2 separate regions of the Homo sapiens genome follow, and region 1 is linked to region 2. The links are chromatin loops, found by intact Hi-C in ENCODE. Cell type or tissue: PC-3. All regions are shown on one strand. Each heading gives the region's core, and the rest is flanking DNA. Links, peaks and the distances in the headings are about the cores only. Region 1 overlaps LRIT3 (leucine rich repeat, Ig-like and transmembrane domains 3). Region 2 overlaps EGF (epidermal growth factor).

Region 1 (4,000 bases), core at 1-4,000, 94 kb after region 2:
CTCACCATGGATGGGGGCAGTCTCACCATGGATAGGGAGCAGTCTCACCATGGATAGGGGGCAGTCTCACCATGGATAGGGGCAGTCTCACCATGGATAGGGGGCAGTCTCACCATGGATGGGGGCAGTCTCACCATGGATAGGGAGCAGTCTCACCATGGATATGGAGCAGTCTCACCATGGATAGGTGAGACGGATGGGTGCACCTCACCATGGATAGGGAGTCTCACCATGGATAGGGAGCAGTCTCACCATGGATAGGGGGCAGTCTCACCATGGATAGGGGGCAGTCTCACCATGGATGGGGGCAGTCTCACCACAGATAGGGGGCAGTCTCACCACAGATAGGGGGCAGTCTCACCATGGATAGGGGGCAGTCTCACCACGGATAGGGGGCAGTCTCACCATGGATGGGGGTAGTCTCACCATGGATAGGGAGCAGTCTCACCATGGATAGGGGGCAGTCTCACCATGGATGGGGGTAGTCTCACCATGGATAGGAGGCAGTCTCACCATGGATGGGGGCAGTCTCACCAATGGATAGGGGGAAGTCTCACTATGGATAGGGGGCAGTCTCACCATGGATAGGGGGCAGTCACACTAATGGCAAAGGAGGGGCAGTTGACAGTAACCAGGGCTTGATTGTGAAGAGTGGACAAGTGGCTGAAGGTTGGTGAAGGGATGCTCAGCAAGCCAGGTTTGGCCACTCAGTGGGTGACCAAAATGACCCTGTGGTGGAAATTGTCAGTGACTTCAGTGCTGAGTAATCAGTGAGTAGGTCTCAAGAAGCAACATGTCGATGTGGAATGTTGGGCCACCTGGAGCAGTGAAAGACAGCAGGCAAACTGGGGCTTGGAAAATGGCTCTAGGGACATAAAAGGAGCTGAATGGACTTGGCAGTAGCAGGCTTGGAGCTGCTTGATTGCAGAGCAATGACAGGCCAAAATGGAAGAGGAGGACCAGGAGAACTCAGAACTAAGCAGTAATGGCTGCAGACACTGTGCACTGGAGGATGTTGTAGATACAAAAGTGTGATCTTGGAGGTGGTCCAGTGAAGTCAGAGTTTCAGGTTTTGTCCATCCCAGATGGCTGCCCAGCACAACTGAGTTTTCCAGGAGGTGCAGGCCATAGAAACTGCGGTGGAGGTGGCCTACTAGGCAAATGCCAGCTAGCGATTAGTCAAGGTTGGTGGGCCAGTCTCCATGGCTATCCTGGGTGTTAACGGTGAAGGTGTCTTTCAGCAGGTAGAGAAGTCTATGTTTGGTCCAAGAGGGCATGAAGTAGTCACTGCAGATATGATGGGGCAGGGGTCCTCATAATGCTGATACAAGGTGCACAGGCAGTGCCTGGGCCCAAAGTGTGTCTGTGACGTGAAGGTAGAGAAACTTTTGTGCACGAGGCAGCTCCTCATAGACCAGATAGAGTCAAGCTGGGGTTAAGGGCTAGATGAGTGTTGCCTCTGTCCTGTGAAGATGGAAGGTGTGTAAACCCACTGGAGCACACCTAAACGTCTCAGTAGCTCTCTTCCTTCCTTTGTGGTAGGTACCTCATCCACTTTCAGCCCTGGTTGTAAGGAGGCTCATGCTGGATTGTGCTGCTTGCCAGGCCATAAACAGCCATTGTGACAGAGCACAGGAATAGCTTCTGTCACGTCTGCCTGCTCTGGGCCCAGAGTCCCACCTGACTGTGCTTCCTGGAGAAGCTTGACAGGATCTTTAAGTAATGAAATCAATCTTCCCATCTTTGGAGATAGCTGCCAGCTGTTGTATTCTTGGCCTGTGAATTGTAGACCCTTCCTGTTCAGTACGCACACCACAGCCAGGTGGCACTTTTCCTGTTGGGCCTCTGCATCAGGTGTTTGAGCAGGCTTCGAATTTCTGCTTGTGTCAAAGGGCCTACAGTAGTACCCCCTTATTTGAGGTTTTGTTTTCCACGTTTTCAGATACCCAACTTCAACCACAGTCCGAAAATTTTTAATGGAAAATCTACAAATAAACAATTCATAAATTTTAAGTTGATCTTGGAGGTGGTCCAGTCAAGCTAGAGTTTCAGGTTTTGTCCGTTTCAGATGGCTGCCAAATGCAAGTAGGGCTCTTGAGTGTTTCCAGGAGGTGTGGCTGTGAGTTGTCTGATGAAATATTTTGCCATCCTGCTCCGTCCCACCCAGGACATAAGTCATCACTTTGTCTGGAGGATCCACACCATGCACTCCCTGCCCATCAGTCACTTAGAAGCCGCCGTGGTTATCAGATGGACTGTCGTGGTATCACGGTGCTTGCATTCCAGTAACCCTTATTTTACTTGACAGTGGTCCCAAAGCACAAGAATAGTGACGCAGGCAACTTGGATATGCCAAAGAGAAGCTGTAAAGTGCTTCCTTTACGTGAAAAGGTGCAAGTTCCTGACTTAATAAGGTAAAAAACAGAAAAACAAAAAACCCTCATATGCTTCTATGAAGCGTAAGAAACCCTCATAGGTTTCTAAAGATTTAAGGTAAGAATGCATCTTCTATCCATAAGAATTTTCTTAGTCTGTTTTCTGTGGTCATAACAGAATAGACAGGCATAAGGGAGAGTCACCAGAACAGGACACTGAGTAATTTATAAAGAAGAGAGGTTTACTTTGGCTTACAATTCTGGAGGCCTAGGAGTCAAAGATCTGCCCACTATATCTGGTCAGCTTCCAGTGAGGCCTCTGCCATGTCACAGCATGGCAGAGAAGTGGAAAAGGAAGTGAGTGTGCCAAAGGGAGCCAAGGCAAGGAAGAACCTCACTTTGTAACAACCAGCTCTGACAGTTACTAACCGAGTCCTGCTAGACAGAGTGCTTGCTTTGGGATCCGAGATTAGTTCTTCCTCACCCTCGCTGTTTGCGGAGGTGGCAGCTGCTTTCTTAACTGTGTCCAGGTGGTGACTGGCAATGCCTGTGGTGCTGCTGGGGGTAATCTGGTGCACTCAGGATGATCACAGCTCACAGGCCTCCAGGTCAGCCAGGTGCAGAGTGGCAACTCTGAGGTGAGCCCCTATGATTTGGATGTGCTGCTCATGGGCTGCTGCTGGCAGCACCCAGCAGGCATTGTAGGGGGTGGTAAAGCCCTGGAGAAGCCGCACTGTCTCACTGGGAGCATGCAGAGGAACAGGGATGGCAGCAACATGCCCGTTGGTGATTTGGTGACTTTGCTAACGGCATTAGACCGGGGTATGTTGGAGAAGTCTCTTTCCCCAGTTGGCAGACAACAGATAAGCTTTCTGTGGAGAAGATGTACTTGAGCCTTCTTGGTCTATGGGGTCATGATGCCAGGACCTTTGGGGACGAGGAGCTCCTCTCCCACAGCTGAGGCTAGAAACATACCAGCTGGTGGTTGGCTCTTCAAGCCCAGGGTGTCCCCCAGCCTACAGCATTCCTACCACCCTCCTCCTAGAAGCCCACCTTCCTGTGGGACCAGAGTGGTCTTAAAAGTAATTTTGGCAAATTTTACCTGGTGGTGACCTCCAAAACAGAGGCACAAAGTAAAGATAGAAGGCAGCAACACATGTGAAAACAGAACAAAAACTGCCAGACCCACTGTAGAGTGTTCCTCAGACCTCACCCAATCTCTCGATCAGAGCCAGGCCCTGGCCACTCTCCCTTGATCCTCCTGTAGAAATGGGTGTCATCACTCATTGGCTTACTCAAATTTCATCCTCACTGCTAGTTGTGTTCTGAGGTTTTGGGTGGTCCCAGCTAGCCAGCTTCACAAGGGTGATTTATCCCTGTCATCAAAGATGAGTCTTAGACACCATCTAATGCTCAAGTAGTTTATTCCAGCAGTGCTCTTACAAGACAGAAAGCAGGAGCTGGCTGGTGTCATAGGCCGGATATAGTCAGAGGTCAGATGACCAACTGACTAGGAGAGCTTCTATTTGAGGACCGTTCTCAGAGTTTGGGAGATCTTTCCCATTTCTTATACATGTATTCAGTCTGGGTCAATTACCAAGTGTTTCTTTCATAGAGCAAGTTTA
Region 2 (12,049 bases), core at 4,557-8,556:
AAACTGAATTTATTTAAAAGAGCATATTAACAATAAAATTATTATACAAGAATAGAAAATCAAGACATTAAAAGCATGAGGAATTCATGCTGAAGATTTGAACAAATTGCATGGATTTTCTTGGTTTCTGGTTTTGGACACTAGCATATCAACCATGAACTGTCACATGACCTCTGCAGAGCAGTGCCTTATTTTTACAAATACCTACTTGGCCATTGGATGAACAGCAATTCCTCGTGGTTGAGAGATGTTCTCCTTAGTGATTATTTTGGAACGTTTCCCATTTAAATCACTCCTTCCAATCAGAGATTTCCTAAAATATGTGCAAAATAAGGGAGTTTGTTATAACACCTTTACTTTTCAAACAAAAATACTCCTTTCTCCTCTTTCTGAAATGCAAAGATAGGCATTCTAAACCAGCTCCTATTTCTGTTTCTCTCTCCCTATCTCTTACTCTTTCTCTCTCCCCCACCCACAAACAAAGTAGCAGCAATAAGCCCACAAATTTTATATTTGTAAACACTTTTAATTAGCATCCCAATATTTATTCCAGGTAATGAAAATACACAATGACAGGACAAGGTAAAAGGATCGTGTCAGTGGCTGGGTGAGGACATTCTCTTTATAACTTCCAATCTCCTGCTGAAACCAATGGAAGCCAGAAGCAAAGAGACTGTTATCCTCATGGGATCATGAAGACGAGGGAGACAAGCCAGCACAGAGACAGTAGGTGGAGATTTACATTGGCTTTAATTTTCTTCCATTTAATTCTAAGACAAATGGGAGTAAAATTGTCCCTTGGCATCTGTGGGGGATTGGTACCAGAACTCTCCAAGGATGCTCAATTCCCTGATATAAAATGGCACAGTATTTGGATACAATCTATGTACATTCTCCTGTACACTTTAAATCATCTCTAGATTACTTATACCTCATGTAATGTAAATGCTATGTAAATACAGTTATAAGTTATTGGTTTTTATTTGTATTATTTTTTATGACTGTATTCTTATTTTTAATTTAATTTAATTTTTGAATATTTTTGATCCAAGGTTGGTCGAATCCTCAGATGTGGAAGCTGTAGATAAACAGGGCCAATGGTACTGAAATATTACTTGCTAATCTTTACATTAAATAACCCAATGGAATCTGGCAGGGTAGAAAATTCTTATTTCCTGATTTTTCTATTTATTTGTCAAACAAATATTTACTGAGCACCAACTGTGTGTCAGGGATTGGTCTAAGCATTGGAGATACAATAGTAAATAAAGCCCTGTCTCTGTCCTTATAGAGCTCATAGTTCAACAGGAACAGAGGGAGAGAGAGGCAGAGGTGGGAGGGGAAGAGAAAGGGTTAGGTGGACTGGACGGGGAGGGGAAGAAAAGGTGGAGGGAAAGGGAAGGAGGAGAGGTCGGGGGAAGTAAGAGGGGAAAGAGGGAGAGGGGATTATAACACAGCAAATGAAAGCACATGCTGAAAAGAAGGATGTAAAGAATGTAATTGGAAGACTCAGGGAGGGTGACAGAGTGGGTAGCCCAGCCAAGCAGGGATCAGAGAAGGATTCCTGAAGATAATAACAAACGAAGATGAGAAGCAGGCAGCCAGGCAAAGGTGGGTGGGGATGGAAAGAGTACCCTAAGCAAGGGAATGTACATATACAAGTTCTAAAGTACAGGACCTAAAGAATGTGGGGCAGTTATACTTGCACTTTAGAAAGTTTGCTGTGGCTTTAGTGTGAAAGGGCGAGGCAGGCAGGAGATGACGGTGAGGAGATAAAACAGTAGCAGAAGAAATGGAGAAAACTGGATGAATTTAAATGCTAAACATGACTCTATAGCATCCCTGCCCCCTTCAGGAGCAAACAAGGGACGATCAGCAGCTTCTTGCAGCAGGTGGGACCACAGGCAGACAGGATATAAATAGGGCTAAGAAGAGCCTCCCTTTCCCAATGTACTGCCTGCTTTCCCTGTTTCCCTGCTGCAAACCAGAATATATAACCACCTTTAATTCATTCAATAAACATCTGTTAAAGGCCTCTCACCTTGCTCTTGAGGGCAATGTCTGCATGAAACAAGCCTGCCTAGAAACACAAGGTAGGGCCATTCCCTCCTCCCGGTTTTACAGAATGCTAAGGAGACCTTCTCTGGTGGCTGGTTCACCAACTATTTTCTAGGTGCTGTGTAGGGAACAGGACTACATGCACAGTGCTCTATGCACAGGGCCTTATTCACAGGCAGTATGCAGAAGAGAGGTGAAGGTAAAACTGGCTCAGTGACTATGCTGGGTTGGAAACACTTTGCAAACTACCAACTAAAGGCAGTGGAGAATTTGAAACCATTTCTACTCCAGTGCCACTTTAAAAAGATAATTTTACTCCCGGATGAAGTGGTCATAAGAAGGATACTGCTGGGTGGAAGATATTTTTGAACTTAATGTGTCAAGTTCTGTTCTCAGACACAACTGTCACTGTGCCTCTTCCCTTGGTGGGAGGGAAGAAATTCTGAGGCCACTTGCTTGTGACCAGGGGAGATGAAACTGTCACTTCTGATCTCATGATGATCTCTAATCATCTTAGAGATGAGAGACATCATCTCTAAATTCTGTTTCGGGCAGGAATTAAGTGATGAGACGAGAACGACATAAGCTCCTGACTGTGCAGCTGTCTCAAGGCAAGATCGCTGGAATTTACTTTTAAAGCTCCCCCAAGGTGTTCACCTAATATACTTCTATTTGATTCAGCTAGAGAGCAAATCTCAAACTCCAGTGTTGGTAGTGAGAAACCAAAGACCAGCAGGGATATTTGAGTTCATGGGAGTTCAAGCATCACCTTTAATCTAGAGGTGTGTCCTTCTCTCTCTAACCATTATCTAATTGTCCCAGTGTCACTGAGATCCTCCAAGAGAAAAACTCACCCTCCTTCTAGGGTAAGAGGTGTCCATCAACAACCCTAGAAGAGTGATTTTTTTTTTTACCTCATATTAGTTTTTGTTACCTCAAAAGAATGAATAAATAGATAGCTTATATTTTTACCTTCTTGATTCTTTACTAGGCAATTGACTTTAGGAATCAGTATTCCTTGATACTAAATAACAGCATTACCATTGGAATTTTCAATGTGCTTCCTTCCTACATTTAGATGTTAATTTGAATCTGTCTTTTCCTAGGCCAAAAAGGAACTGCAAGCATCCCACTTTGCCCCTTTTGATTGGCTAAGAGTTACCATGTGATCTAATATTATGAGATTGGAATCTCAGTTATTTACATCCAATTTCTAGGTAATATCAAGGTTTCCAAACCATAAACCTCTCATTTCCAGATAAATTAAAGGTTTTCTTTTAGCAGCTGCCTTTAGAGCCAGGAGGACTTAAGAAGGGCTTGTTATTACTGAAGCCAATGAACTGGGGAATTTAGGGTCTGATTCTCCAGGAAACAGTGGTGCCTGTCTATCTCCTGAACGCCTTGCCTCTGCAGTCGGTACCATGGTGCTATTAATCAAACACTGTTAAAATTAGAGGTCCCTTGTGAATGTGGGGAAATATGAGAAGACTTGGCATCCTTAGTGGACCCGAGAGTGGTTGACATCTGCCATTTTGATCATCGTTTACCCTCCTGAGAACAACCATGTACAGCTCTGTTATTATACACAGCCGACATTTAAAATATTCTTTTAAGTAGGTTCAACACAGAGGAGGTCATTATTATGATTTTTATAATTATTACAACTGAAGTTGATTTTAATTTGTCACATGACTCTGAGTCAACCATATGTTAAATCCACACTGGCTTGGGGCGGTGGTACATCTTTATGACTATTAAGAGAATATGCTTTGCAAATGGCCATCTTTGAGTTCCAATTACAGTTCCACATGGTACTTGTTGACTGCTTGACCTTGGGAAAGTTATTTTACCTCTCCAATTATCAATTTTCTTAATCTTTAAATTGGAGATAACAAAACTTACCTTTGGGGATTTAATAGTGTCATGGATATAAAGCACAGTATCTGGTGCATTGCAACTATTCAGTAAATAAATACTCAAATAATAAAGAAATGAAGGTATGATTAGATGAACAAATGAATGAATGAAAGAAAATATGCTCACCTTGGATGTAAAATGGCCATACTATTGATAACTGATAACCATATCATACAGATAAACAAATCAACAGATTTTTTTTTTTTTTTTTTTTTTGAGACGGAGTCTCGCTCTGCCACCCAGGCTGGAGTGCAGTGGTGCGATCTCCGCTCACTGCAAGCTCCGCCTTCCAGGTTCACGCCATTCTCCTGCCTCAGCCTCCTGAGTAGCTGGGACTACAGGCGCCCACCACCCGCCCGGCTAATTTTTTGTATTTTTAGTAGAGACGGGGTTTCACCATGTTAGCCAGGATGGTCTCGATCTCCTGACCTTGTGATCTGCCCACCTTGGCCTCCCAAAGCACATCAACAGATTTTTAAAAACCTGTTTCCCATGGATTATCCTGATAAAAAGAGATATTTCTAGGACACAAAATGCCTACCCCCAAGCATAGAAACCCATTCATTCCCTGGGACTTCTCCCTCTGTGTTGAAACTGCTGATTTCACAGAGGTTAAACCCTCATTCTCCCTTCTTTTACTTTTACTTGGTTGCTTTGGTACCAGATGTTCAGGATGGCCACCATTTCACTTTCTGGCTTTCCGTTACTCTGAGAATATATCTCAGAGCACATTGCATCTCTAGTATTATTTTGTGAGGGGTCTATCGTTAGCAGCTTCTCTTATAGTTCTGTAAGGAAGTGGGATCTCATTCGCACGCAGAAGGGATACAGCCATTTCCTTCCTGCTTCCTGCCATTCAGTTCTGAGGTTCACGCAGGCTGCATACACACCAAGTACAGTAGCCCTTCCTGCAGCTCTGAGAGTGGGGTTTCACAACTGCACTCTGGTTCTGTTTTTTCCCACCGTAGGGAAACAAAGAGCATCTCTCTTATCTCATGCACTTTCCTCACAACTCCAGCTGAAGTTCTCCTCCCTCCTTCATGCTTGTTTTAACAGGGAGTCAACATTCTAGTCCAAGATTTGTCACTTGCATGCCGAAGCTCATTCCATGGCAGCTCCCTTTGGGAGTGTACACCTGTCATTTGGCAATTATTTATGTGTGGCCCTATGACATTTCTTGAACTGCTATTTAGACCAAGAATTTGCATTAATTATTTTGCTGGGGAAATATACCTTATCTCCCCAGCTAAACTAAGAACCGACTGAAAAGATGGAGCACATCTTAGGCTCCTCTGTATCTCCCATGTGACTTCGGAGAAAGTCTTATTTCCATAGCAGATGCTCCGAGAATGCTTATTGCTTATATTCAGACAGGTTTTGAGTTTCCCTGATAACAAAAGCCTGAACTACCAAAACACAGGCTACTTTTTTTTTTATTATTATATTTTAAGTTCTGGGATACATGTGCAGAACGTGCAGGTTTATTACATAGATATACATGTGCCATGGTGGTTTGCTACACCCATCAACCCGTCATCTACATTAGGTATTTCTCCTAAAGCTATCCCTCCCCTTGCCACCCACCCTCCAAAAGGCCCCAGTGTGTGATGTTCCCCTCCCTCTGTCCATGTGTTCTCATTGTTCAACTCCCACTTATGAGTGAGAACATGCAGTGTTTGGTTTTCTTTTCCTAACACAGGCTACTTTCTTGGCCTTCAAAATCCTCCCACGCACACAGATGCAATCTTGATGAAAGGAGGAAGTGGAGGGAGTGTGGACCGCAATGGTGGCCTCTTTTCTCCAATCCCAACCAAATGCCCAGCAACATTTTTCTGTGTTCAAAGTGGAAGATGAAGCCAATAGTATTACCTATCCCATCACTCCCATCTCACACAGCTTAAAACTGAAGCAGAAAACATACCCTCTGTCTGTCCAATAGAATCTACGGCCAATCCAGTCCACAGCAAGACCTTCTGGCACATCTACTCCTTCCTCAATAAGCCTTTCTCGCTGGGAACCATCCATATTAGCTCTCTCTATCCACTTCAGGGCTGTATGGGCAAAGTATATCTACAAAAGAGAACACAGGCATTTCTGATTTTTTTTTAAAACTAATGTGGAATATATACAAATGGCACTAGTCTTTAGGTTGTACAGGGTGTTAAGAGCTTGACTTTGGAGATAGGCACACCTGCAACTAAATTCGAACTAGGCTGCTTCCCAGATACGTGTAACCTTAAGCAAGTTATTTAATGTCTCAGAATCTTAGTTTCCTCATCGGTAAAATAAGGATAATAATATCAATCTTATTAGGTAGGTAGGTAGGTAGGTAGATAGATAGATAGATAGATAGATAGATAGATAGATGTATATAGATATAAATATACATATATCCTTAGCCATGTATCTGGCACATATTGCTATTGCTATTGTTATTGCTATAGATAGATAGAGAGATAGATAGATAGATCTCCTTAGCCATGTATCTGGCACATATTGCTACTGCTATTGGTAATTTATTAACCCTTGATCATTGGTCAATGACGTAGCCATCATGCTTGAACTACTGTGGCTTCTGAAAGGGGGCAATGATTTGCAATTAATGAGGGCTACAAGCTGGGCTCAGTCTGTAGCACCCCACTTCACTGCAAGTCAAGAGATACTTAGTCACTGCAGGTCAAAACTGGTTCCCAGTTTTGTCACTTATTTGCTTGATTGCTTTGGATAAATTCTTTAACCTCAATTTTCTCAACTGTAAAAATGAGGAAGTTAGACTAGGTATTTGCTAAAGTTCCTTTAGTCTCTAATCTTATATTCAATCAGATGCCACATAATGACATTTCGGTTGATGATGAACTGCATATACGATGGTGATTCCGTAAGATGATAATGGAACTGAAAAATTTCTATCACCTAGTGACATTGTAGCATTCAAAATGTCATAGTGAAATTACTTTTCTTATAAGTTTAGTGTAGCCTAAATGTTCAGTGTTTGTCTACAGCAATGTACAGTCATGTCCTAAGCCTTCACATTAATTCACCACTCACTTACTGACTCATCCAGTGCAACTTCCAGTTCTGCAAGTTTCATTCATGGTAAGTGCCCTATAAAGGTGTATCATTTTAAAATATCTCTTATGCCATATTTTTTACTGTACCTTTTCTATGTTTAGATACACAAATTTTTACTACTGTGTTACAATACTGCTTACAGTATTCAGCATAGTAACATCCGCACAGGTTTGTAGCCTAGGAGCAAGAAGCTAGACCATTAGTGATGCATGACTGTAATTTCATTTTAATTCATCCATCTTGTTCAACAGAAGATTTCTTGCCAATGCGAAGTTCTTTTACAGTCTAGTATGCAGCCTATCACACAGGTACAAGAATTTCCATAAGACTGTTTAAAAATGACCCAAAGCAATATACAGATACAATGCAATTCTTATCAAATTGCCAACATCATTCTTCACAGAATTAGAAAAAACAATCCTAAAATTCACATGAAACCAAAAATAAGCCTGAAGAGCACAGACGATACTAAGCAAAAAGAAATAAAGCTGAAGGCACCATAGTACCTGACTTTATACTATAAGGCTGTAGTAACCCAAACAGTATGGTACTAGTATAAAAACAGACACATAAACCAATGGAATGGAATAGAGAACCCAGATTTAAAGTCATATGCCTACAACCAACTGATCTTTGACAAAGTCCACAAAAATATACGTTGGGAAAAGGATATCTTATTCAATAAATTGTGCTGGGGAAATTGGAGTGCCATAAACAGTAGAATGAAACTGGACTCTTATCTCTCACCATATAAAAAATTAACTCAAGATGGATCAAACACTTAGGTGTAAGCCTGAAACTATAAAAATCCTAGAAGAAGAACTAAAAGAAACTCTTCTGGACATTTGCCTAGGCAAAGAAATCATGACTAAGCCCTCAAAAGGAAATGCAACAAAAACAAAGATATACAAATGGGAATTAATTAAACTAAAAAGCTTCTGCACAGCAAAAGATAAAATCAACAGAGTAAACAGATAACCTACAGTATGGGAGAAAATACTTGCAAACAATGCAGTTCACAAAGGGCTAATATCCAGAATCTATAAGGAACTCAAACAACCCGAGAAGATAAAAACAAATAACCCCATTAAAAAGTGGGCAAAGGACATAAACAGACATTTTTCAAAAGAAGACACACAAGCAGCCTACAAACATATGAAAAAATGCTTAACATCACTAGTCATCAGAGAAATGAAAATCAAAATCACAATGAGATATCTTCTTACACCCATCAGAATGACTATTATTAAAAAGTTAAAAAACAGCAGATGTTGGCATGGATGTGAAGAAAAAAACAACTCTTATACATTGCTGGTGGGAATGTAAATTTGCAATCCTCTAGGGAAAAAGTATGGTGATTTCTCAAGAGCTAAAAATAGAATGACTTTTTAATCCAGCAATCCCACTACTGGCTATCTACCCAATGGAAAAGAAAGTATTATATCAAAAAGACACCTGCACTTGTATGTTTATCACAGCACTATTCATATAGCAAAGTCATGGAATCAATCTAAGTGTCCATCAATGGATGAGTGGATTTTTAAAATGTGTCATATATATACAATGGAATACTGCTCATAAAAAAGAATGAAATCATTGTGAGCAGCAACATGGATGGAATTGGAAGGCATTATACTAAGTGAAATGACTCAAATAGAAAATCAAAAATTGCATGTTCTCACCTATATGTGAGAGCTGAACAATGGGTACACATGGACATACAGAGTGGAATAACAGACATTGGAGACTGCAAGGGTGGGAGGGTGCAGGGGGGTAACAGGTGAAATACTACCTATGGGAACAATGTTCACTATTCAGGTGATAGGTAAATTAAAAGCCCAGACTTCACCACTACACAATCTATCCATGTAAGACAACTGTACTTGTACCCCTAAACCTATAAAAATTTAAAATGTATATATATATATATTTTTTTAAAGATATGGGTCAGTTGATAATTTAATGAAAGCATTGTAGAATTTTAACTGTGAGTACACATGTGTACATAAACTTACAATCAATAATGAGACTATTCAGAAAATGGTAAGTCGTTAAATAATGGGTTACTCTTCTTTCTAAATGAAATAGAAAAGGTTATGTTTCATAAATACAAATAGGGGTACTTCACTCCACTGGCACTGTGCTTCTCAAACTCTAATGTGCATAAGAATCACCTGATAATATTGTTAAAATGCAGATACTGATTTAGTGGTCAGGGGTGGAACCTGGAGGACTGCAGTTCTAATAATCTCCAGGTGTTGTTGACACTGCTGGCTCAAAGATCACAATTTGAGTAGCAAGAAAATAAGAAAATTAACCCAAGAAACAAAAACCAGCCACCTGACTTAAAATTCATTCTAGGTCTCCACATTCACTTGTTGTAAGAATACTGATTCTGCAGGAATAAAACTAGTTTGGTAATAAATGAATCTTGAACTGCCTTTTTTCTATTAATTATTTTTTTCTGTTATTGTAACTGTTCTATGGAACCATATAGATTCAGGTCAGGGAAAAGAATTGTTTGCTAGTGTTCAATTGCAAAACTTTAATTTGCAAAAATACTTCTATTTGGCTACCAATCCATACCTATTAAATATAGAATCAATTGGCTTCACTTTGTTTCTTTTGGCCATTTACCAGACTGCTTCAAATCAGGAAGAAACAAAAGCCCAAAGTTTGAAAGTCTAGGAATTAATGTACCACATAGTAATAACTAAATAATTATGCAGGGTAATTAATAACTATATAAATGTATCATTATTGGGTGATTAATCTCCAAAACACACTGTAACATCATTTCAAGCACATTCTAACCTAGCACAGATACAACTAAGAAATTAGAGATCAAATGGCCAGCTGATACAGAAATTCTAAGTTACACACAAAACTTATATAAAATGTTTATGTAAATAATGTTATTAGTTAGATTGCCATTCTCACATGAGCTATAAAACTTACGTTCCCTGATTTTCATGGTTAAGAGGTCATTGAATCTCCTCCCTCAAAAGACATATGTAAAACACAAATTACTAATCCATACTTCCTATGCCCCAAACTCAACCTCCCACTCCTCTCACTACCAGCAAGTAATAAAAAACCTGGTTATGAAGCTCCTTCTATATGCATGACACTGTGCTAGTCTCCCATCCTCATCTCCAAAGAGGAAACTAAACTGAAAATCTAAAACTAAACTGTGTGATCATTTCCAATAAAACGGCTAATCGTAGCAAGGACTAGGGTAGCATTATGATGGCAAAAAAGTCCTTAAAATTTCTCAAGTGTTACTCCAATATCTATATTTAACTTGTTCTGTGCCTAATCATTCAGAACTTAGCAGAGGATTTTCAAGTAGGCCAGGTCATTTGTTAGGATAAAATCCTCTACTCTGTCCTTAAAGCATGTCCACATCTGTTCAAGTAACAAAACCATACCTTATTTTCCACAGGGTCATGATCTAGGGCATAAACCATTCCCATCTGCTGGCTGAGCAGAGTTCCATAGTCTGTTCCATCAAAATGCATGTGTCGAATATCTTGAGAATTGGCAAACAGCAAAAATGGTTGTGGTCCTGTTAACCAAATTTCAAATATGGCTGAATTTAAAACGTGCCTTAGAAACTAAGAGGCATCTCTGACTCTTCCCTTTCACTGTACCTTTTTACCCAATTTCTACAGTACTTGTTTTCTTAATTTCCCTCTAGTGTGGTATAGGTGAAGACAGGCAAGAGGATGTCCTCTTCCAGGAGGTGACATATTGCCAGAATTTCATCTCTGGTTTCTTCCCTCTCCAGGTATTTGCTTTTAAAAGCTGCTTACTTACAGAAAGAGACAGCGTTAAATAACCAACACCATAGCTAAATGATGCAAGTCTTAGGGTTATACATCTTCTTGATTCACACATACTGAAACACTAATATTAGTAGATTGTATACTTTCATGTCCGAATAAGTAACTTTCCCTGGCCTGGGCACTTCTTAAAGGGAGGCACAATGATTTGAGTTAATAGCAAGACCCTTGATAATTTTAAGGATTTAGATTACACTATATTAATGAAGGCCCTGAGAAGTTAACAGTATTGGGGTCTCACTAGGGCAAGGTATACAGGATCATCATTACATGATAGCATTATGAGCATTATATGTTTAAAACATAATGAACCTTCAGGAGATATTAAATCAATTTGGTATAAATCTAGAATTTCCATGGCTGTTGAAGGATGCAAGAGAGGTAATATCAGAAGACAAAAAAAATAGCTGAAGCGTACAACTTTATATTGAATTTTGACATTAAAAGGACAGAATTTGTCAGTGTTATAATTATATTCAGTAGAGAGATAAAAATCAAATCAATCAACAAATACTTATTAAATGCCTCTTAACTATAAAGTGTTTTAAGACTATTCTTGTCATGACTTTCTCATATACTAAAAATATTCTATCTGATATTATGGCAAATCTTTGCCGGATGCTAATTAAGAATAGAAATAGTCTTTAAAAGCCTGGTTACTAGTTATATTGTTATTACTCATATTATTCATATTTACAATGTGATTTGCTTTTTTTCCATTTCAAAAATACAAAACCATAAGCAGTTAACTTTCCATCTTTCTAAACAAAAGATTTTCATGAATTTTTTTTCAGGGACACAGTTCCAGACAACCACAGCACTAACCTGAAGCTGCACAGCTTTTTTCATCCAGTTGTAGGTCATACCCAGGAAAGCAATCACATTCCCAGGATACTGGGCTAAGAGGAACGCAGAGCTGGCTACATCCACCATTATCGGGTGAGGAACAACCTACAAAAACAATTGCTTAGTAATGATGCTACGTCATCCAAAATATAATTATTTTTCATCAAAGGATGGGGGCGAGTCAACCATTTGTTAATTTTTTTTTTTTTTTTTGAGATGGAGTTTCACTCTTTCACCCAGGCTGGAGTGCAATGGCACTCTCGGCTCATTGCAACCTCCGCCTCCCAAGTTCAAGCAATTCTCCTGCCTCA

Evidence for each region. A loop is a pair of places that touch in the nucleus more often than their neighbours do. Peaks named below come from ENCODE experiments on the same cell type or tissue, not always from the same donor. Only the 100,000 strongest peaks of a DNase experiment are listed, where the experiment ranks them.
Region 1: it touches region 2 in a loop (3-fold over the local background); 1 of 110 quality-filtered maps calls a loop at or near these places.

What each region holds. Positions count from the first base shown.
Region 1 is chr4:109,872,098-109,876,097 of GRCh38, reverse strand. It overlaps LRIT3 (leucine rich repeat, Ig-like and transmembrane domains 3), which reads right to left. Exons shown (of 4, transcript NM_198506.5): 4 at 3,783-4,000. Among named protein-coding and RNA genes, the nearest start is that of LRIT3, 26 kb to the right of the region's middle. In PC-3, for the core only: no CTCF peak of the experiment used is centred there; a DNase peak (open chromatin) is centred at 2,127; H3K27ac peaks cover 1,045 bases.
Region 2 is chr4:109,962,967-109,975,015 of GRCh38, reverse strand. It overlaps EGF (epidermal growth factor), which reads right to left. Exons shown (of 24, transcript NM_001963.6): 9 at 11,718-11,843; 10 at 10,479-10,615; 11 at 5,897-6,045; 12 at 209-313. Among named protein-coding and RNA genes, the nearest start is that of EGF, 56 kb to the right of the region's middle. In PC-3, for the core only: no CTCF peak of the experiment used is centred there; a DNase peak (open chromatin) is centred at 7,035; H3K4me3 peaks cover 1,306 bases; H3K27ac peaks cover 2,767 bases.